3 separate regions of the Homo sapiens genome follow, and regions 1 and 3 are each linked to region 2. A link is a loop called in an ENCODE intact Hi-C map of the cell type or tissue named here. Cell type or tissue: CD4-positive, alpha-beta T cell. All regions are shown on one strand. Region 1 overlaps LINC01619 (long intergenic non-protein coding RNA 1619). Region 2 has its middle 100 kb from the start of LINC02404. Region 3 overlaps LINC01619 (long intergenic non-protein coding RNA 1619).

The links. Hi-C counts contacts between places; a loop is a spot of excess contacts. Peaks named below come from ENCODE experiments on the same cell type or tissue, not always from the same donor. Only the 100,000 strongest peaks of a DNase experiment are listed, where the experiment ranks them.
Region 1: it touches region 2 in a loop (5-fold over the local background); 7 of 110 quality-filtered maps call a loop at or near these places.
Region 3: it touches region 2 in a loop (9-fold over the local background); 2 of 110 quality-filtered maps call a loop at or near these places.

What each region holds. Positions count from the first base shown.
Region 1 is chr12:92,027,121-92,035,120 of GRCh38, reverse strand. The region is part of intron 1 of LINC01619 (long intergenic non-protein coding RNA 1619); the gene reads left to right. Among named protein-coding and RNA genes, the nearest start is that of LINC01619, 110 kb to the left of the region's middle. RefSeq lists enhancers at 1-130, 1-148. In CD4-positive, alpha-beta T cell, no CTCF peak of the experiment used is centred here; DNase peaks (open chromatin) are centred at 60 and 4,300; H3K4me3 peaks cover 1,194 bases; H3K27ac peaks cover 5,980 bases.
Region 2 is chr12:91,974,770-91,982,769 of GRCh38, reverse strand. No RefSeq gene overlaps it. Among named protein-coding and RNA genes, the nearest start is that of LINC02404, 100 kb to the right of the region's middle. In CD4-positive, alpha-beta T cell, no CTCF peak of the experiment used is centred here; a DNase peak (open chromatin) is centred at 4,529; H3K27ac peaks cover 1,434 bases.
Region 3 is chr12:92,051,946-92,059,945 of GRCh38, reverse strand. The region is part of intron 1 of LINC01619 (long intergenic non-protein coding RNA 1619); the gene reads left to right. Among named protein-coding and RNA genes, the nearest start is that of LINC01619, 87 kb to the left of the region's middle. In CD4-positive, alpha-beta T cell, no CTCF peak of the experiment used is centred here; a DNase peak (open chromatin) is centred at 3,875; H3K27ac peaks cover 2,091 bases.

The DNA of each region.
Region 1 (8,000 bases), 52 kb before region 2:
GCAGATGTTCCTTGTGTGATTGATGTACCGTGTGCTGTTCGGCTTTGCCTGGGCTTGTCCACGTGTCCTCCAAAAATGTAAACAGAGGCGCTGCAACTGTGCCTCAAAGTGGCAGGCAGGGCGGCAAGTCGGTAACAAAACCAAACAAATGCAGGAAATGTTGCTCCTTCCTGCAGTATGTGCAGGAGGGTGGCTCTCTCATGATACAGTTCTAGCTGTAGTATCTGAACAAGGTGGGTTCTATGGTGTAAAAAGTCACTTGTTAAGTGCTGTGACAATTTGTCAATCTGTGTTACTTCACACTGAAAAAATTCCCAGCAATGTCATTTCTGCCAGTATCACGGGAAATAGTTATGTAGTTAAAGTTTTAAAAGCTAAGTTCACTGCATATTGTTTATAATAGTTCAAAAGTGGGATGGAATTAAATGTGTAACAAGAATTTGGTTAAAAAAATCATGATATGTGTCTGTTTATATCTCTTCCAGATATATCTATTTTTACCATTTAAAATGAGGGTGTAAAACAGTGGCCTTAAAAATTTTTGATTGTGGGCACCCTTGGGGAGCTCAATAAAAGCTGTGAACCATCTCCCTAGAAAAATCTCCATATGCTCAACATTTTCATGTAATATAAAGAGATTTAAACAGGAACCTGTCTATCACTCAAAGGTTAAGAACTCCTAGTATTAAGAATTTAGTAGAAATAATATTTAATAATTTAGATATATGGAGTAGTGGAACAAGCAAGTTATAAAAGTATGATTCAGCCAGGTGCAATGGTTCATACCTGTAATCCCAGCACTTTGGTTGGCCAAGGCGAGAGGATCACTTGAGCCCAGGAGTTTGATAACAGCCTGGGCAGACTCTGTCTCTACTAAAAAAAAAGAACTAGGTGTGGTGGCAGCATGCACCTGTAGTCCCACATACTCTGGAGGCTGAAGTGGGAGGATTGCTTGAGCCCAGAAGTTCAAGGCTGCAGGAAGCCACTGCACTCCAGTCTGAGAAACAGAGCCAGCCCCGTGCCTCAAAAAAAATAAATAAATAAAAATAAAAAAAAGACTATGATCACATTTTTGTAAAAATAACCCCACCATATATAGTTAAAAAAAAGGGGTGGGGGCTTTGAAAAGCTGAACATTTAGATGCTAATGATGGCTTCTCTGGGGATGATAAGTTTTCTCTGCAAGTCTTCTTTTCTCTTTCCCTTCCTCCCTCCCTCCTTTCTTCTTCTCTTTCTTCATTCATGTCTCCCTCTCTCCCTTCTTCTCCTTGTTTTCCCTTATTTGTATCTTCTAACTTTTCTACAATTAAACAAAAACTACCTTTATGAAAAGAAATATGTCATGTAAGTTTGTTTTAATTAAACAAAAATGCTGTAATCAGCTTTGGCAAGTATGTTAGAACATCTGGGGACATTTCCAGCACCCCTCTTCATTCACCGCATGGTGAAACACTAGGAAGAAGTCACATTAGAATGAAGGGACACTATTTCTGAGTGAGACATGGTTAGGGCCATATAAAAAGAAAGCAGTTAGATAGATATATTTTCAACATAAAATACAGATAAAACATATTTAAAAGAGTCAAAATGAATCAAAATAAATACGTGCCCAAACCATATGTGGTGACCAAAAAGGGCCAGCTACATGTAAACTTTAGCTTGACATCAAGAACATTTCTATTCTTGGAACGTCCTTTGGTGATACCTATGGCAAGTCAACATCTTAAGGGGTTATGAATCCAATATTCCTATTTCTTTCACCTTAGAAGGGAGAAGTTGTTCCATCTTTGCAGACCTTGTTCTCTCAGTTTGAAGGTGAAGTTTGCATTTCATCTGTTTCTTGGCAACTATCTTTAAGAAAACAAAAGTTAAGTTTTGGACTGCAAGTATATCTGCTTGGCATTCATGCTCTCTTTCTTGAGTAACAGGCCCCCCTTATCTTCTTCGGGTCACTCCCTTCTCCCTTTTTCAATTCTGTGGGTTTAGTGTGGCTGGCATCACCCTCCAGCTCCAGGTTGAGCACACGACTCAAGCTTGGTCAGTTTGAGTTCTCCCTCTCTCTCTTCCTCTCTATCTCTCTGCCACAGTGATTGGTCAGAGATGGAAGGGCATATGATCCAATAAATGAGGTATAGAGAGCGAGCTTTTGATAGGGCCAAGGTTTCTCAGGTGGGAAAATATAAGTGTAGAATTGTTCTGAAAAAAGGCTGCAGAAGAATGAAGGCAAAACAGCAAAACAAAGGCACAAGATGGAAGAAGGTGGGGAAAAAGATTCGGGTGAGCATCAAGACCTGGGGCTTCATTTCAGTGCCCAGGTCCATATGTGCCTGAATCTAACTTGCCGTTGAAGTTTTCAATCATGTGGGGCAACAATTTTCCTTTTATGTTTAGGTCAGTTTGACTGAGATCGGTTTTACTTACAATCAATTGAGTCCTGATTAATATACTGATTTAGTAATAATAATAATACTTACTGAGTATGTCTTAAGTGACAAAACTTGTATACAACCTTTATATGCATTCTCTTATTTAATTATCACAATAGTTCTTTTTAAGAAAGGAAACAGGTTCAGAAAGGTTAATTCACTTTCATAAGATCCCTTGATGAGTAGAAGTAGACCCAGATGAAAACCAGATATGTCTGATTCTAAAATTCTATGCTCAACCAGCTATCAACTAAGCAGTGATACTTGATAGAAGTTAGGCCTGACAGCTCCTGGATTGCACATCTTAAGCCTTCATTTTTAACTGCAGTTTACAAAGGGACTCACTGAGGATGAGAAATGAGTATTTACTAAGCATGGCTATTTTTAGGCATTAAACTTACTTCATTTCCTTGTTAGTGCCTCCTTTCATTATTATTATTTTTTGCTTTCCGAGACTAGACAATGTTTAACAGAAGAATCCCAACCAGCTTCTGTGCCTTCATTCAGTTTGGTGGAAACCAATTTACCTGATGCAAACTAATTTAATCTATAACTGCTTGGGGGCTCACTTCAGCTGTAAACAAGTAGACCTGGAGATTAAGCATGGTTCCTTTAAGAATCAAGGAAGAACTAATGCACACTCCCACCAACAGTGTAAAAGCATTCCTATTTCTCCACATCTTCTCCAGCATCTGTTGTTTCCTGATTTTTTAATGATCACCATTATAACTGGCGTGAAATGGTATCTAATTGTGGTTTTGATTTACATTTCTCTAATGACCAGTGATGATGAGCTTTTTTTCATAGGTTTATTGGCCACATAAATGTCCTCCTTTGAGATGTGTCTGTTCATATCCTTCGCCTGCTTTTTGATGGGGTTGTTTGTTTTTCTCTTGTAAATCTGTTTAAATTCCTTGTAGATTTTGGATATTAGCTCTTTGTCAGATGGATAGATTGCAAAAATTTTCTCCCATTCTGTAGGGTGCCTGTTCAACCATTGTGGAAGACAGTATGATGATTCCTCAAGGACCTAGAACCAGAAATACCATTTGACACAGCTATCCCATTACTGGGTATATACCCAAAGGATTATAAATCATTCTACTATAAAGACACATGCACACGTATGTTTATTGCAGCACTATTCACAATAGCAAAGACTTGGAACCAACCCAAATGCCCATCAATGATAGACTGGATAAAGAAAATGTGGCACATATACACCATGGAATACTATGTAGCCACAAAAAGGATGAGTTCATGTCCTTTGCAGGGACATGGATGAAGCTGGAAACCATCATTCTCAGCCAACTAATACAGGAACAGAAAACCAAACACTGCATGTTCTCACTCATAATTGGGAGTTGAACAATGAGAACACATGGACACAGGGAGGGGAACATCACACACTGGGGCCTGACATTGGGTGGGGGTTCCAGGGGAGGGATAGCATTAGGAGAAATACCTAATGTAGATGGCAGGTTGATGGGTGCAACAAACCACCACGGCACTTGTATACCTATGTAACAAACCTGCACATTCTGCACAGGTATCCCAGAACTTAAAATACAATAATAAAAAAAAAGAATATAGGAAGAGTGCCAGGGTTACTTTGGCACTCTTCCTATATTGGTATGTTGTTATCAACCCAGAGTGAGCTTTCTTTTCATTAATAAGGTGAAAATAAAGAGGTGTATCAGTTCTGCACTGCTCCTTTCTCAGGCAGGGTTTTCTTAACTCTTCATAGAACAGAAACGTTCTCTCTTGAAGATTGAAGACAAAGGTAAACACTTGCCTGGGAAATATGGTTTTTGACTCTAGCTTTGAGGTTCATGCTGTACTCAGAACATCCTGTTCTTCTCAACTGACTGTGATGTGGTAGATAGCAGTCCCTCCCGGGCTGTTAACAGCTGAGCTCATTTTTCATAGATGCTGCTCAGTGAGGCTGAGGAAATGGGCCACTGCTGCTTCCTCCTTTGTCACTCTTACCATTAAGGATGGGTACTCCCGGTTTCTTTGAGAAGGCACTTGCCATCTTCTCTTAAATTAGATCTTTAATTCCTTTGAGATATTTGGCAAACTTAGATAGTACTGGAAGCTTAGTGAGTGGAAAAGAAATCTCAAAAAATCATTTGTTTAGCATAGGAGAAAGCTACTCTGTTGAACCCTGCTGTGATAGAGTTAGGAAACGAAGAGTGGCTTCTGGGAAAAGGTGTAATAAAGCCTGATACTGAGAAAAGACAGCATTAGTAAAGTCATCCAGCTTTTTAGGAACTGGAATTTCTGACTTCTCAATGACCCCTTCAGTAAGAGCTGGAGAAGTGGCTTTTTGTGCAACAGATATGTTAACTTCCGAATAAACCTGTGTTTAGTAATCACATCTATCACAAACACACAAATGTAATAAGAAAAAAAGTTTCATTTCTGTGGTCAGGAACCTGATGCAAAATTATTCCATTGCATTTGGAGATTATAAAGGCATAAGTGGAATAGGGGTGGCTTCTGCTGGTCACCAGCAAAGGAAGCTGTTTCCCTTCTGCCTCCTCTGCTGTGTTGCAAAGTGTCTGCTTTGTCATCCAGGAGATGGACAACAGTGGTGTCTGTTTTTTGGATGGCATTTGTTAGAGAGCATAAGGTATGTCCTGTGACTCTGCTTCTCACTGGGCAGTTCCAAAACTTGCCTTAGCATTGGAATAATGAAACTGCTTTAATAAGAACAGTGAGATCCTTTGTCAAACCCAGACCGGTTGAAAAGAAACACATAAGAATAAGGCCTGTCCATCTATAATTTTACACAGGTTATTCATACTATAATTAACCAGGGAGTCACTACTCTTGTCTTGCCTCATTGGGCTGGATAAATTAATCAATCAAATTAGCAACTTTTGCCACGCATTCATTAGGATGTGTAGACATGACTCCAGGGCAGGCCAGTCTTCAACTAGGAGCAGTGGGTAGGGAATGGAAGGTGACAATTAGAAGGATATGCCAAGGCTGAGCCAATGTAAGGAGCATTGAGGCATCATATAGGAAAGCCCAATATAAGATGAAAAGGATTCCTGGGATGTTCGTCTGCATGGATTTTAAAGACTGGGTTGTTAAAAGAACAGAGAGTGGCAAAGCCCACTTTGCTTCATTCAAGTTAATCAACATATCTCATTTCCATCTGGCCATAATGCTCACCATTTTTATGGTAATCATCATGGTCAGCAATCAGAGATGTGTGTTAAAACCCCATTCCTTCCAAACAGAGATGTGAAACAGAGGAAATCTAAGTCAGATATTTCAATGCAACATGTATGTAGGTGGTAGTGTAGTCTCCCTTTTACACCTAAGAGAGCACATCACATGCCCATTGACTCATTCCGTTATTTAATTAACCATCATTTATGGTTGAGCAGAACCAGTACTAATCAGGCATGGTGCCACATAGTGGGGAACAAATGAACATCTATTTTGCCCTCTAGATAGTCACAGATCCATGGATACATAAGAAAAGATGGAAGAAAGAAAAGGGCCGGCTCTCACTGGGGAGGAGAAGAAGGTGTGCTAGAGAAGGTGATGCCTGAACAAGGTGTTTAAGAATAAAACAGAGATTCCCCTGGGAAATGAGCACAGTCTTCTTAGACAGAGGCAATAGCTTGGACAAAGGCACAAAGTGGCCTGGTGGGCCTGAAGAAGTCTGTGTAATTTGCTATGACAGTGTGAGAGGGAAAAGTGGTGGGATGTGATCTGCTGATTTGGCAGCATCCAAATCATGCAGGGTCTTGAATGTTTCTGCTTCTGTTCTAAGGTAAAGAACTTGGCACAATCCAAAGACCTGAGCTCATAAACACACAGCAGAGGAGAACAGAGGCTACTCAGTTAAAGACACAGAGGAGTATCAACTAATTCTTGCGTTCATTTTGCACACACCTTGAGATTGGGTTTGTAGGAGTCTACCTCTCAGAGAAACTGGGTATTATAATAATACAGCAACTCATAACTTTTAGAGAACTGCTATATATTTTTCCTTGACTGCAGAATATGTTTTGAAAAAATGAATACCATTTCTAGCTTTAACTTTAAGATGCCTTAATTTGAGAGACCATTAGTCATGAAGGTGTTTCCATAGCAAATGTGTGTGGGATGTCCTAGCTTTGTTGGCAATGGTTCAAGGGAACTTATATCATTAAATTGGGATGAGGCCTGGCATGATGGTTAGAAAATTCATGGCACTGTTCCCATAGCACACGAGGCCTCCATTTAAGGGCAAGATAAAGGAAAGGCAAAGACCAAGAGGAGAAATGCTGGAATGAAAACAAGTAAAAAACGGAAGATAAAAATGGAAATCACAGTTCAGTGTGAATAATAGGAATGCAAATGGTACTACTAAAATAGGAAGGAACATTACTTTTCAAAAAGGCAAAGCAAAGGAAAATTGTAGTAGCAAAAGCATTTTGCATGGTAAAATTGTACACTGTGTATGCCTGTAAGAAGCAAAGCCACCTACTCTAATTTTTCCCAGCTCGATGCTGTGAATTTGGTGAGTCATTTTATGAAGGTTTACTATAAAGCCCCAATCTGCATATTTTTAAAAATAATACTCTTGGATTAAATCTTCTTTTTCCCAGCAGCTGCCTACTAATGGTCCCATTTTATAGACAAAATTTTTCACCTGGGCTAGTAAGTAACACACTTTTAAAAAAAAAAATCAGTAAGTTTATGGAATAACCCCTAGGGCTTACTGCTAAGTAAGAAAAAGTCATGGTGAAAAAAAATGTGTCCACCATGCTACTATTTAACTAGGAATCTGAATACAAATTTGCTTATGCTAAAAGCAATTGCAGGAAACGATTATTTATGGAGGAGGGTGGAAACCAGGTGGTGGGGGACAGGATTCACAGCTAGATATGTCTGAATCTATTTTGTTTTTGTTTTGAATTCAAAAGCATATAAATGTTTAACACGACTATAAAAAATAATCATGAAACAAAGCAATCTCTGAAATTTGAAAGCGAAATGACATGAATGAACCTAAGTCTCAAATTAGTGGCATACTCACAGAGAGGAATGATTTCAAATGATACAGTATGTAGATATCTCCTAAGAAAAAGAATTGTGAAACAATTTTACATTGTTTTTTAAAATTATTATTGATGATAGTGTTGTTACTGTTTACATCTGCCTGCCTGCCTTCCTGCTTTCCTTCTTTCCTTCCTTTCTTCCCTCCCTCCCTCTCTTTCTCTTTTCTCTCTCTCTCTTTCTCTCTCTCTGTCTCTCTCTCTCGTTCTTCTTGAGACTGTTGTGTGCATTATGGGATAAAGCAAGTGAAATTATGTTGGTATCAGGAACTAGGATTTTTGGTATGGAAGAAAGGTAATTTAGATTTAAGAGAAAAAACGTTTAAGTAAAAACCTTGTAGTCTTGGCCAGCTGTGGTGGCTCACACCTATAATCCCAACACTTTGGGAGGCCAAGGTGGGAGGATTGCTTGAGCCCAGGAGTTTGGGACTAGCCTAGGCAACACAGCAAGACCCCATTTCTACAAAAGAGATTTTTTTTTTAAATGGCTGGGCATGGTAGTGCATGCCTG
Region 2 (8,000 bases):
CCTTGTTTTGAAAGAAGCACAAAAGAGCCATGATCTGAGATCACAAAAGAAAATGAATGCTTTAGTCTTGGCTTTGCCATGTATGTTATCTTGAGCTTCAGAGTTATTCTTGGTAAACAAATATAACTATGACTGCCTGCCTGCCTTCCTTCAGAGATAGTATGAGAGTGAACAGATATAATAAATATAAAAATGTCCTGTAAACTCTTAAGTGGTACACAAATATAACTTCTTTTGAACATTGTACTATATTTTGTTTTCACATAATAGTATCTAGTACTTATTGAGAACTCATAACTCCCTTTATAAGTATAATAATAGCTAAGACATATACATTTTATAGTTTTCAGGTTGCTTTTATATAAATTATCTCTCCTTGATTCTTCAATGGTGCCCTGAAAAACATATTTTTATTTTCTCATTTTGCAGTTGCAGAACCTCTGTTGTCTTCTATGTGATGGGATTTATAAAGCTGAGGTAATGGGCAGGTTTTGCTAAGATAGGAGCCCCATCATGTTGGGGTTTTCTTTAACGGTCAAACTTGGTGAATAAATCAGATCTCTGTCTTTTATAATCTTGTTTAAACTCAATCTAGCATTGTAATTTTTAAATGGATCCCAATTCTTCTCATAACAGTTATTGTCTATGAGGTGTCATTATTTTCTCCCCCAAGATATATATTTTTTTAATTTTTACTTTTATTTTTGATACAGGCGATACATGTGGAGGTTTGTTACATGGGAATTTTGTGTGATGCTGAGTACCCAACAGGTAGTTTTTTACCCTTTTTTCCTTTTTTCCTACCCCCTCAGAAGTCCATGGTGTCTATTCTCATATTTGTGTTCATGTGTGCTCATTGTTTGGCTCCCGCTTGTAAGTGAGAACATGCAATATTCGGCTTTCTGTTTCTTCATTAATTTGCTTAGGATTATGGCCTCCAATTGCATCCATGTTGCAGCAAAGGGCACGATTTCATTTTTTTGGCTGCATAGTATTCCTTGGTGTATATGTACCACCTTTTATTTATTCAGTCTGCCATTGATGGGAACCTGGGTTGATTCCAAGTTTTTGCTATTGTGAATAGCACAGCAGTGAACATACAGTAATCAAAACAGCATGGTACTGGTACAAAAACAGACGTACGGACCAATAGAACAGAATAGAAAACTCAGAAATAAAGCCACACACCTATAACGATTTGTCTTCGACGAGACCAACAAAAACAATGGGGAAAGGACTCATTAATCAATAAATGGTTCTGGGGTATTGGCTAGCCCTATGCAGAAGATTGAAGCTGGACCCCTACCTTTTATCATGTAAAAAAATCAACTCAAAATGGATCAAAGATTTATACATAAGATCTCAAAATATAAAAATCCTAGAAGACAACTTAGGAAATACTCTTCTTGATATTGGCCTTGGCAAATAATTTTTGGCTAAGTTTTCAGAAGCAATTGCAACAAAAACAAAAATTGACAAGTGGGACTTAGTTAAACTAAAGAGCTTCTGCACAGCAAAAGAAACTATCGGCAGAGTAAACAGACAACCTATAGAGTGGGAGAAGATATTCACAAACTATGCATCTGAAAAAGGCCTAATACGTAGAATCTATAGGGAACTTAAATCAACAAGCAAAAAACAAATTAACCCCATTAAACAATGGGCAAATGATATGAACAGACATTTATCAAAAGAAGACATACAAGAACCCATGAATATATGAAAAAAGCTAATCATTACTCATCATCAGAGAAATGCAAATCAAACCACAATGAGGTACCATCTCACACCAGTCAGAATGCTATTATTAAAAAGTCAAAAAACAACAGATGCTGGCGAGGCTGCAGAGAAAAGGGATGCTCATACACTGTTGGTGGGAATGTAAGTTAGTTCAGCCATTATGGAAATCAGTTTGGAGTCTTCTCAAAGTGCTTAAAGCAGAGCTACCATTTGACCCAGCAATCCCATTACTGGTTTATAGCCAAAGAAAATAAATCATTCTATCAAAACATTTTTAAAATGAGAAAAAGATAATGGTTACTCTGAAATTGCATGTTGGCTTGGTATTTATATTCTTTTTTGTTTGTTTGTTTTGTTTTGTTTCCAGAGAGCCAGATTTTCATATAATTTATATTCTTAAGCAATCAGAATTTTTATTTGATGATGTTAATGGACTAAACATATAATTAAATTATTATCATCAGAGGCTTGAGCCAAGAAGTTTTATTTATAAGTATGCAGTTGCCTTGGCTGATGATATAGAGACTGGGCTTGGGCAATTTTTATCTGAAATATGTAAAATGGCCTAAGTATTTGGTGAATATTGTCTGGCCCCTGACCAGTGATTTAAATTTCATCCAACAGTCAAAATAAGTCTGCAAGCAGAACATTTCCTCTGTTCTACTTAATTTTAAGAGTTGTGCTTATTTTGAGCCTATCTTATAACTGCGCCAGTGGCAAAACATTTTGGTCGTGTGAAAGACAGTTGCTATTTTGACAATACTATAATAGCTGCCATTGATCAAGAGCTTACTACATGAGAGCCAGCATTCTAAGTGTCTTACTCCCTTAAGTCCTTTAATTCTCATAAGAGCCCATTGAGATGGGGTCTATTATTATTATTATCCCCATTTAACAGACAAGGGAACCGAGTCACAGAAACATCAAATAAATTGCTCAAAGTCACACAGCTAGTAAATGCCAGAGGTGGATTTAGCTCAGGTAATTTGAGTAGAAAATTTTATACTATATAGCACTATTTTACTTGTACTCTCAGCCTTTCTTTAAGTCAGATATCAAGAAAAATTATCTGTATTTGTCTTGCCATAGCAGTGCTGCATCATAAAAAATTGTATATTTTCACAAGTGGTCTAGGTACTATGACCTCCCTTACAGAAATCTAGTAATCTAATAATCAATCTCCAGTAAGCTATTTCCTTGTGTATTAGACATATCAAAGCATGTAAAAGAAATAGGAGAAGTAATTCCTTTTAATGGACCTGAAGATTTACAAGAGTAGATGATCTTTTGGGGAGGTTAAAAGGATAGAGTTGGTTCTATAAGGTCTTAAGTTCATATTGGAGAGGCAATTGATAGTGACCCTTGAATTTACTTCATTTTAAGCCATTATCATCCAGATTTTAGCTAGGTCTTTATCTCAGTTTGTTTTGTGCTATTTTAAAAGAATATTGGAGGTTGGGTAATTTATAAAGAACAGACATTTATTTCTCATACTTCTGGAGGCTGGCAAGTCTAAAATGATTAGGGTGCCAGCAGGTTGGATGTCTGATAAGGGTTCAGTCTTCATTTCCATGATAGTAATTTTTTTTTTTTTTTTTTTTTTTTTTTTTTTTTGAGACAGGGTCTCACTCTGTCACCCAGGCTGGAGTGCAGTGGTGTGATCTGGGCTTACTGCAGTCTTCACCTCCCAGGCTCAAGTGACTCTCCTGCCTCAGCCTCCTGAGTAACTGGGACAACACACAGATGCCACCATGTCTGGCTACTATTTGTTATTTTTTTGTAGAGACGGGGTTTCACCATGTTGGCCAGGCTGGTCTCGAACTCCTGAGCTCAAGTGATCCACATGCCTCAGCCTCCCAAAGTGCTGGGATTACAGGCGTGAGCCACTACACCCAGCCACCATGATGACGCTTTGAATGCTGCATCCTGTGTGTGTGCGTGTGCGCGTGCGTGTGTGTGTGCACATATGTGTGTGCGTCTGCCTGTGTGTGCGTGTGTGTATGTGTGTGTGGATGGGGGAGGAATGCTGTTCTTTGCACGGCAGAAGAGCAGAAGCGGATGAACCCACTCCTGAAAGCCATTTTTATTGCAGAATGAATTTATTCACTAGGGCAGAGCCCTCATGACATAAACAACTTCCATTATGCCCTACCTCCCAACACTGTTGCATTGGGGATTAAGTTTCCAACACGAGTTTTGGAGGGGACAAACATTCAAATCATAGCAGTCTGTCACTGCTTGAGACACATGTAGGCTTGCCTCTAATTCCAATTTTTCAACTTGAGAGAGCTGTAGACCCCTCTACCTATCTCCCAGGACTCATAATCTTACTGTCCTCATCTCATGGTAGATAAGTTGTCTCTGTTTGTCACCACATTCACTCAGATGTAGAACCCAATCCTTTCACACATTTGCACAAGAAATCTAATCTACATTGATTATGAATTAGATTATGTGCCACAAAAATTTATATGGTGAGGTCCTAACCCCTAGTATCTCAGAATGTGACCCTATTTGGAAATAGAGTTGTTGCAGATATAAATAGTTAAGATGAGGTCATACTGGGTTAATGTGGGCCTCTAAACCAGTATGACTGTTGCCTTTATACAAAGAGGAAATATGAACACAGACACAGGGAGAACGCCACGGGAAGATGAAGCAGAGATCAGTGATGTGTTTATACAGCAAGGAATATCAAAGATTGCAGGGAAGCCATCAGATGCTAAAAGACAGGCATGAAACACATCCTTCCTTCACCACCCTCAGAAAGACCCCACCCTGCCAACACTTTGATCTTGAACTTTTAACCTCCAGAACTGTGGCAATACATTTTTGTTGTTGAAGCCATTCAGTTTGTGGTACTTTGCTATGGCAGCCCTAACAAATAAATACAATGTCTAACTTTTCCCACGTTGGGTAGATTTTTTTTTTTTTTTTTTTTGAGACGGAGTCTCGCTCTGTCGCCCAGGCCGGACTGCGGACTGCAGTGGCGCAATCTCGGCTCACTGCAAGCTCCGCTTCCCGGGTTCACGCCATTCTCCTGCCTCAGCCTCCCGAGTAGCTGGGACTACAGGCGCCTGCCACCGCGCCCGGCTAATTTTTTGTATTTTTAGTAGAGACGGGGTTTCACCTTGTTAGCCAGGATGGTCTCGATCTCCTGACCTCATGATCCACCCGCCTCGGCCTCCCAAAGTGCTGGGATTACAGGCGTGAGCCACCGCGCCCGGCCAGATTTTACTGAAGACATTTGCGGGAAGGCATGTCACAGGGAGAAACACATCACACAGCCCACAGCACTCCCTCAGTTAAATTGCCCCACATCTCCCTTCACTCTCTCTTCTCATCTCCTCCATCCTGGATTAACCCCCAAATATTCATATTTAAATTTATCTCACTGTTTTTCCAGAGTAGCTTTTCTCTTCCATTGAAGTTGTGACTGCAACCAATACCCATGTCCTTGGGTTCTGCTTCTAGCACAGACATTAATCAAACAACACATCCGACACAGTCTATTCACTGAGAGAGATGCCTGTGCCAAATGTCACAGTAAAAACATTTTCTAGATGGCCTGCTCTCAGATCTTGGCTCTGCTATTTACTAGCCACATGAACTCAGGTAAGTTACTATACCTCTTGACAATCAGGATAATACAAAGGAAAATAAATTGTTCTACCAAAAAGACAGATGCACTTGTATGTTCATTGCAGCACTATTCACAATATCAAAGACATGGAATCAACCCAGTAGTCCATCAACTCTGGATTGAATAAAGAAAATGTGCTACATATTCACCACGGAATACTATGCAGCCATAAAAAAGAACAAAATCATGTCCTTTGCAGCAACATGGATACAGCTGGAGGCCATTATCATGAGAAAACTAATACAGAAACAGAAAATCAAATATCACATGTTCTCACTTACAAGTGAGAGTTAAAAACTGAATACGCATGAACATAAAGATAATAACAATAGACAATGGAGATTACTAGAAGGGAAGTAGAGGAGGGGTCCAAGGGTTGAAAAACTACTCTTTGGGCACTATGCTCCCTACCTGGGTGATGGAGATTCATTTGTACTCCAAACCTCAGCATCATGCAATATACCTTTCTAACAACTGACACATGTACCCCTGATTCTAAAAGAAAAGTTGTTGTTGTTGTTGTTTTTGTTGTTGTTTTGAGACAGAGTCTCATTCTGTGGCCCAGGCTGGAGTGCAGTGGTGTAATCTCGGCTCACTGCAACCTCTGCCTCCCAGGTTCAAGTGATTTCCCTGCCTCAGCCTCCTAAGTATCTGGGATTACAGGTGCCTGCCACCACAACTGGCTAATTTTTATATTTTTAGTAGAGATGGGGTTTCACCATGTTGGCCAGGCTAGTCTCGAACTCCTGACCTCAGGTGATCCACCCACCTTGGCTTCCCAAAGTGCTGCAATTACAAGCATGAGCCACCGCCCCTGGCCTTAAAATAAACGTTTTTTAAAAAGGAAATGACAGTACTCCATAGCACCCGTCTTATGTTCAATGCTCCCAAAAGCAGGCTCTGAGGACAGACCATTGTGTGTAGATGGCTCACTGGGGAAGCTTCTGAGGAATAGCGCTGTAACAGGGGGAGAGGAGCAGGATGGGGAAGAGATGCAGGTGCAACAGAGGCCTCAGCCCACCATGGAAGCTGGGGAGCTGGATGGCCCTTTAGAGAGCGGTCTCATAATAAGGCAAGGAAGCTGAGGCTTTGCCCTCTCTCACCCGCAACAACTAGGCATTGGAAGTGGACTACCCACAGTGAGGGCTCATAACCTTGAATGAGGCAGTTCCTTTGGCTGAAAGCAACTTCTGGAGAGCAACTCAGCTCTGAGTGGTCATTCGCCAACACTGTATTAAATAGCTGGGGAAATAAGGGTCTTGATCCTGTGGTCAGTTTTGGAGTGACACGTCACAGAATTTGCTACAGGATTATTGTGAGCATGAAATGAGTTAATATACAAAATATGCTTGGAACAGCACACGGCTTGTGGTAAGTACTGCGTACAAGAGAGCTGTCACTATACTCAAGATCTATGGTAGCAACACTAAGGTTTGTGTAGTTACATACACTTTAGAAAAGAATTTCGTATGGATTTTGATCCTTATAAAGGCTCTATAGATGAGTGGCGTAAGTAATCTACAATTCTTTATATGAAAAATTTAGGCTCAGAGCAGTAAATGACTTGTCCAATACCACCCAGTTAGTAGGGACTAGGTTTCCCCTGTTTTCAATTTTTCATCTTGTTCTACAACTAACTTTTCAAGTCACAAGTACCCATATGTAAGCTCAGCCTCATCACTCCTAATTTTAGGATGAATTGCTTAAGAATTTACAATGCTGTAGTTTAACAGCAAGATGAAGCATCAAGGATCTTGCACCTGCCTGCCTTGGCCCTATCTTGAGCCATATTAAAGTTACAAAGGTAGCTTATGAAAGTGAAGGCATTTCACCAGGGAAGGTTGACCAGCTGACAATGTTATAGCCCTTATGACATAGCCTTTACTTTAGCGGGTTCTGTTATATGTTGGCCCTCCACTTCTGATGCTGTGTTTTCTGAAAGTAGAGTAAATGTTCAGGGAAATAGCACACTAAACAAACAAACAGACTGGTGTTTAAGCAGAATCCTACTTTATTATTATTATGTAATGGCCTTTATTTTTTACAACAGTCTGATTTACAGAAAAATTAAAGATGGTACAGAGAATTCCCACATACTCCACACCCAGCTTCCCCTATTATTAACATCTTACTTTAGGGTGGCACATTTGTTACAATCAATGAACCAATACTGATACATTAACATTAATTAAAGTCCATACTTTATTCAGAGAATGCTACTTTAGTATGTTACCAAAATACTTGAATGCCTAGAGCCTCCCTATAGGCAAACTAATCAGGCATTTACCTGGTAAGCATAAATTAGATTAAAGAGAGTTGATTGATCTAAAGAAATACACCTCAACTAAAATAACTAGAGGCTCTTTTCTCCACTACAGGGGTACCAGCGAAGCCGCCCTAATGTTTTTGCCTGGTAACCAAATGCTTCTCTCCCCTGATTAGCACTGCACATGCACTGTTAGTCTTTGTCTCTGGGACTCTCATTTTTCTGTGTTCCATGGTTGACCAACTACCCTTTTAAGATTATCACATTAATAACTCTAATGAGTTTACAGGGAAGGTCTACTCTGGCCAGATGGTCATGTTGCCTGCTTGGGGAGATTTTGCATATTTCTGT
Region 3 (8,000 bases), 77 kb before region 2:
TCGAAAAAGCCAGGTGGAATGTTCCAGGTCGCCCCCCCCCCACAAAAAGCAGCACTGTTACTTGCTCTGACTTCCATGTTCTCACCCAGTGACCTTTATGGCCTGGGACCCCCTCCCTCTCATTTTGCTTCCCACTGCAAGAGAAGAGGAGCCAGCAGATGCAGGGATATGGCTGAGCTGTGAATCAGGACACTGTACGCTGGTCTGTCTCCACTCCTGATGATCCCTGTGACTTTAGACAGTGATTCTCACCCGGGGCGATTTTGCCTTGGCCATTTCTGAAAACACTAGGTTGTCACACCAGAAGGGCTGCTAGTGTCATCCACTTGGTAGAAGCCAGGGATGCTGCTAAACATCCTACAGTACACAGGACGGCTCCCCACCTTGAAGGGTTATACACCACCAAACTATCAATAGCACTGAGGTTAAGATACTGCTTTATACAAACCATTCATTTTCTTCAGGCTTTAATGCCCTCACTTTGAAATGGGAACATTTGGGTTGGCTCAGTGGTTTTCAATCTTAAACATGCTTTAGAATCTCCTGGGATGCTTGTTTAAAAAAATGCAGGTTACAGCCAGGCACGGTGGCTCACGCCTGTAGTCCCAGCACTTTGGGAGGCTGAGGTGGGTGGATCACTTGAGGTCAGTAATTCGAGACCTGCCTGGCCAACATGGTGAAATCCCGTTATCTGCTAAACATACAAATATAAGCCAGGCATGGTGGCACACACCTGTAATCCCAGCTACTAGGGAGGCTGAGGCAGTAGGATCACTTGAATCCAGGAGGTGAAGGTTGCAGTGAGCCGAGATCATGCCACTGAACTCCAGCCTGGGTGACAAAGTGAGGCTCCGTCTCAAAAAAAAAAAAAAGATTACTGACCCCATCTTTAGGGATTCCATAGATGGGAGGCAGAGTCCACACACCTTGAGAAATGCTACATACACTGATGGTTTCTAACTTCCTTCTCAGCCCTCTCATTTTCTAATTCTGAAAATGCTGATGGGTAAGAAATGTACTTAGAGTTCCTGCCTGAACACAGTATGAATATAGAAACAGGAAATGATAATCCTCCTTAGGCTCTCTCACACACCTATACCTCCACTCTCCTGGGCCCACACAGAGTGGCCAAGGGTTCATGTGCTGAGACTGGAGGCCAGTTCTTTTTGACCTTCCTTTGAAGCCTATGAGCCCACTGACACCTTGTATGAATAATTCTGTAGACACCAGTTATTCTGGAATACCTCACGTGATAGAACAGTGGGACACAACTGACACTCTTTTAAATTCAAGTCTCAGCTCTCCAAGCATCTTCATTTCAGCAGAGGTACTTTGTAATGCAAAGCCATCAGCTGGCATTTTCAGGTTTGGATTGGCTGGTTTACAGACATTATCAAATAAGGCATAGACATGTTTGATTGTTTGTTATTTATGGGATTTGGAAAGGAAAAGAAGGAATCTTTTTGAACTGTATGTCATTTTTAGGGAAGGGCAAGGTTGGGTGTATTGTTACTGCCAGCAAAAGCATGACTCCTTGTGTACTAATAGCCACTGAATTGAACATATTCTATGTGTCAGATGAGGTGCTTATATAGAATCACTTAAATTTCATAGAGACCTGCAAGAAATAAATTAATTTTTCATTTTCCAGATGAAAAGACTAAGGTTCAGAGAGATTTAGTAACTTGCTCAAGATCATATTATTAATAAGTGTCAGAGTCTACTTATTAACGCAGGTCTGTTTGATTCCAAAGCTCATCCTCTTGTAAATATGTTTAAGTTCCTTATAAATTCTGGATATTAGCCCTTTGTCAGATGGATAGATTGCAAAAATTTCCTCCCATTCTGTAGGTTGCCCGTTCACTCTGATGATAATTTCTTTTGCTGTGCAGAAGCTCTTTAGTTTAATTAGATCCCGTTTTTCAGTTTTGGCTTTCGTTGCAATTGCTTTTGGCGTTCTTGTCATGAAGTCTTTGCCCATGCCTATGTCCTGAATGGTATTGCCTAGGTTTTCTTCTAGAGTTTTTATAGTTTTGGGTTTTACATCCAATCTTTAATCCATCTTGAATTAATTTTTGTGTAAGGTATAAGGAAGGGGTCCAGTTTCAATTTTTTGCATGTGACTAGCCAGTTTTCCCAGCACTATTTACTGAATAGGAGACCATTTCCCCATTGCTTGTTTTTGTCAGGTTTGTTGAAGATCAGATGGTTGCAGATGTTTGGTGTTATTTCTGAGGTCTCTGTTCTGCTCCATTGGTCTATATGTCTGTTTTGGTACCAGTACCATGCTGTTTTGGTTACTGTAGCCTTGTAGTATAGTTTGAAGTAAGGTAGCATGATGCCTCCAGCTTTGTTTTTTTGCTTAGGATTGTCTTGGCTATGTGGGATCTTCTCTAATTCCATATGAAATTTAAAATAGTTTTTTTCTAATTCTGTGAAGAATGTCAGTGGTAGTTTGATGAGAATAGCATTGAATCTATAAATTACTTCAGGTAATATGGCCAGCCACCCCATGTAAAAGTGGGCAAAGGATATTAACAGACACTTCTCATAAGAAGACATTTACACGGCCAACAAACATATGAGAAAAAGCTCGACATCACTGATCATTTTGAAATCCAAATCAAAACCACAATGAGACACCATCTGATTGCAAGTTAGAATGGTGATTTTTAAGAAGTCAGGAAACAATAGATGTTGGCAAGGCTGTGGAGAAATAGGAACACTTTACACTGTTTGTGGGAATGTAAATTAATTCAACCATTGTGGAAGACAGTATGGCGATTTCTCAAGGATCTAGAACCAGAAATACCATTTGACCCAGCAATCCCATTACTGGGTTTATACCCAAAAGAATATAAATCATTCTACTGTAAAGACACATGCACACATATGTTTATTGCAGCACTATTTAAAATAGCAAAGACATGGAACCCACCAAAATGCCCATCAATGACAGACTGGATAAAGAAAATGTGGTTCATGTACACCATGGAATACTATGCAGCCATAAAAAGGAATGAGATCATGTTCTTTGCAGGACATGGATGAAGCTGGAAGCCGTCAACCTCAGCAAACCAACACAGGAACAGAAAACCAAATACTGCATGTTCTCACTCATAAGTGGGAGCTGAATGATGAGAACACATGGACACAGAGAAAGGAACAACACACACCAGGGTCTGTTGAGGGATGAAGGATGAGGGGCGGGAACTTAGAGGACGGGTCAATAGGTGCAGCAAACCACTATGGCACATGTATACCTGTGTAACAAACTTGCAAGTTCTGCACATGTATCCCTTTTTTTTTTAAGAAATAAACAACAACAAAAAAAACTAGTTCAGAAAAAAAAAAGTTCATCCTCTGTCATTATTTCTAAATTGCTCCTGTGAGGATTGGAGTTGACCCTGGAAGGGCAGAGACAGGGAAAGTAGAGGTCATAAGACATAAACAGCTTCACATGTGGCCTGTCCCGGAAGCATCTCTGTGTGTATGTTCCTGGGCTAGATTTTTGCTTGGAGCTTATTTGGCTATTTCGGGGTAAGATGAAATGTTTATTTATTTAATCATTCCTTAAATATCCAAACTTCTTTCCCAATATTAGTATCTTCTAAGAAAGGAGAATATTAAAAATTTTTATACAGATGGATTTATTTTTCTAAGACCTCTCATCAGAATTACTGAGTTAGACTCTCTGGGTCTAGATTTTTTGATGTTTTATTTTGTTTTTGGTCTATCATATTCAAAACTTCCACGAACAGGGTCATTATTCTTTCTTTCAGTTAAGATATTTTCTGTAGAAGGCTTCAGTCTAAATGTAAACATGTTACCTGGAAGTGGTGGCAGAGTGAGTCACCGCCTCTGTCAATATTCTGGTGTAGGCAGGTATCAGATCATGTCTTGTGAGAAAGAAACCCATAATAGGCGTAGAATGATGTAAAGATACGTTTAGGAGAACTCCACCCATTTTACCCTACACTTGGTGAAGAGACAGAATCTAGGTGGGTCCTTCAGTGGGACTTCATTACTTCAGTACTCTGGGTACTGAGAAAATGGGGATTGGATTTTGGAAATAAATAAATACTAAATAAGTTGAGTAGGAGGGGATGCTGATGGTGAATTTCTTTTATTAAAATAGGTTGATGGCAAGGTCATTACAATGTTTTAAAGGGATTTAATACTAAAAATTAAAGTTTTATCTTTAACTTATTAGATGCACTTTTTAAAAGAAATGAAAATCATAGCCTTTAATATGCTTTTGCCACTGAAAGGATAATAGCAAACTTCGCATGCTTTCTCATCAGCTTGATCTTCCTTTTTGCAAATAAGCATATATTCACTGTTGGCTATAACATACTTTTTAGTTAAAACAGTTAATGCTGAGGCTTTTGTTATTTTCTTTCTTGTATTTAGAATCTTTAAACTGACGGTTCTTTCCTTTCTGCTTTATGTTCATATCTCTGTAATAGCACTTACCACATCTTTTTGCAATTTATCTGCTGTGCATTTGCTTCAAAATATGGTGAGGAATTTCTCAGGAACAGAAACTGGGTACCATTTATTTTTGTATACCCACTGAATGGAGTGAAGAAAGCATTCAACAAATGGATCACTTGACCAAATGAATGCATTTATTTTCCAGTATAAGCCACGCCTTGCTTTGATAGGGTCTTGTTGGCCACAAACTTATTAGAAACACAGATCAAAATATTTCCTGTCTGTATATGAAGGTAATGCCATTGATCTGCTGTTAGTATGGAATGACAACACAGAGTGGGGTGACTTACCAGAAACAGTCATGGATTAGTAGAGATTAAGCTACACATCTAATCCAGGTTTCTTATAGTCACATGCATTTCTGACCATATATTTTACTATTTTAGGACTGGATCTTTAATTTTTCATTTCCTTATTTATTTTGAATATAAAGACAAAACACGTTTAATGTAGAAAGATAGAAAATAAAGACATCTATCAGTCAGAGTTCTTTGGCTATAAGTAACAGAAACCAATTAAGAGCTAATTTAGTCAAAAAAGAAAATTCATGTATTTACTTTTTAGATAAATGGTCTTGCTCTGTCACCCAGTGCAGTGGCACAGTCACAGCTCCCTATAACCTTTAACTCCTGGTCACAAGCTATCCTCCCATCTCTGCCTCATGAATAGCTAGGACTGACTACAGGTGTGTACCACCACACCCGGCTAATTTAAAAAAAAAAAATCTTTTTCGTAGAGATGGAGTCTCGCTATGTTGACCAGGCTGTTCTCAAACTCCTGGCCTCAAGCAATTCTCCCACCTCAGCCTCCCAAAGTGTTAGGATTACAGACATGAGCCACTGTGTCCAGCTCAAAAAAGAAAATATATTAAAAGGATGTAAGAGTGTTTCCCATCCAGAACGAGCAGGAGACCGGAGAGTCAGTTTAGAAATAGGACAAAAAGAAGGGCAGCTCTAGGCATCAATGTAGTAAAAACTTGACTGCCTAGTTCAGGTGCAATAGAATTGAATGAAATATATCATTTTTGTGTGTGTGTCCCAGTGTAGCTCAGCTAAAAAGTCTTATTAGCTCATGTTAGGATGCAGCAAGCTCTTTGGCTTATACTGCACTAATAAGCAAAAAGATCTGGCTAAGGAACTGCCAGAGATCCTTTTCAACTTCCCTTACGGGGAGCAAAGAACCTCAATTATTATCATCAAGATCCATAAGTGAGGAAGAAGTGATTCTCTAAAAGGAAATTGGGGGCATTAGTAGAGAGCAGAAATGAGCTGGTAGAGGGAAAAAGGCAATTATTTAAACTATAATTATGATATCACATAATGATAACATTAAGTGTTTTTTGTTTTCTTTCCAGACTTTATTCTAATCATAAGAACCAGATTAGGATTTTAATATACATAGTTTTATGTCTCACTTAAAAAATTTCAATATATGTCATGAGCATTTTTCCTATTAAACATACATCAAAATTATCCTTTCTATTAGCAGTGTAAAATTTCATCTTTTGGCATTTCATCATACATGTAACTACTCTCTAGAAAGATATTTTGGCTATTGTCAACTTTCTACTCTTGTAACACAAAGACATGGTAACATGGTGGAACAAAATGGGCTTTGGTGACTGGGAGAATTGTATTTAAATTCCAGCTTTACCATTCCCCAGTTAAGTGCTCTTAGGTGAAATGTCTAACTGCTAAGTCTCAGTTTTCTTATTATAAAATGGGGGTACTAACTCAGACTTTACGGAGTTGGACATGCTGAGTTTGAAGTGATTATGGGATATCTGAGTATATACAGATTTGGGCAAGAGTTCTAGACTGGAGGTAGAGCTTTTTAAAAAATCTGATTTTAGGGGACATTTGAAGTCCTAAGAGAGGATGAAATCAGGTAGGAAGAGAGAGTAAAGACAGAAGGGCCATGAACCATGGATTCAAAGTGACCCGAGCCATAGGACAATGAATAAATGGTAGAGGACTGAAAGGGGAATCATGAAAATTGTATGACGAAGTCAAGGTTGTTGCCTTAAGAAGAGAACAGAGAGGGAATAGTCAGAGAGGTACAAATAGGAAGAAGAAATGGTAAGGGGTCAAGATAGGAGGAAGAAGAGACACCATCTGATACAACAGTGGGGTACAGTAATGCAAGGGCTGAAAATGGCCATTTGATTTGGCATTTAAGAGGACTTTTGTTTCCTCAACTGGAACAGTTTCCCCAGGGTGGAGGGTCAGAAGCTAGAGAAGAACATACTCTAATTGTAGAGTATGCTTTTGAAAAGTTTATATAAACAAGGGAGAAGAAAGGATGGAGAGAATTTAGAGATGATTAAAGAAAATTTTTATTTTTGAATGATGTAAGAGATTTCAACAAAGTTTTAGGCTGGGTGGTGGGAGGGGGTGAATAAGAAGACAGTGAAGAGGAAGAGATTACAGACGTGAGAAAGAGGGAGGAATTCACTCATTTGTTCATTTCTCCATTCGTTTATTTATTCTACAAAGTAGAAGAAAGTGCTTACCGTTCATTAAGAACTGTTCTACACACTGTGTATATATAGTAATGATCGAGGCAAGTTGCGGTGCTACTTTTTTCTTTCTTTCTTTTTTTTTTCGGAAACAGGGTCTCACTTTGTCACCCACACTGGAGTGCAGTGGCACAATCTCGGCTCACTGCAGCCTCAACCTCCTGGGCTCGAGCAATCCTCCCACCTCAGACTCTTGAGTAGCTGAGACTAGAGGTGTGCACCACCATGCATGGCTAATTTTCATATTTTTGTGTAGAGATGGGGTTTCACTATGTTGCCCAGGCTGGTCTTGAACTTCTGAGCTCAAGCGATCCACCTGACTTGGTCTCCCAAAGTGCTAGGTTACAGGCGTGAGCCACCATGCCTGGCTGGGTGCTGCTTTCGTTGGAGGTTCTAGCAGGAGAAAACAAACAACAACCACAAAATAACAAAAACACGATCATGACACCATGAAGGTAACTGAGAAAAAAAAATGCGAAAAATAAAAAGTGTACACAGGGCATCAACGTAGATTCACAGTTTTGTAATGAATGGCTTCTTTAGATTGGATGTTCAAGGATGGCCTGCCTGAGGGGTCAATATTTACACTGAGGACTATATGACAAGACAGAGACAGTCATGCAAAGATCAGTAGGAAGAGACTCCAAGTGATGGGAGGCAATAGAGCAATGACTTGAAGATGAGCTTGGCATGCCTGGAGAGGGTAACAGATAAAGAAAAGAGTTGGAGATGTGATTGGAAAGGAAGGAAGCTGCCAGATCCTAAAGGATTTGTAGGCCATGGTTTATTCTGAATGGGATTAGAAACCATTAGAAGAAAGTAATATGATTACATTTATGTTTTAAAAGGAGCATTCTGGCTGTGGTAAGAAGATATAGTAGGGGGCAGGAGCAGAAGATGGGGGCCAGTTAAGAAGGTATCACTGCAGTCAAAACAAGCAATGATGTGGCTTGGAGTAGAGTGGAAATGATGAGAAATCAGGCCC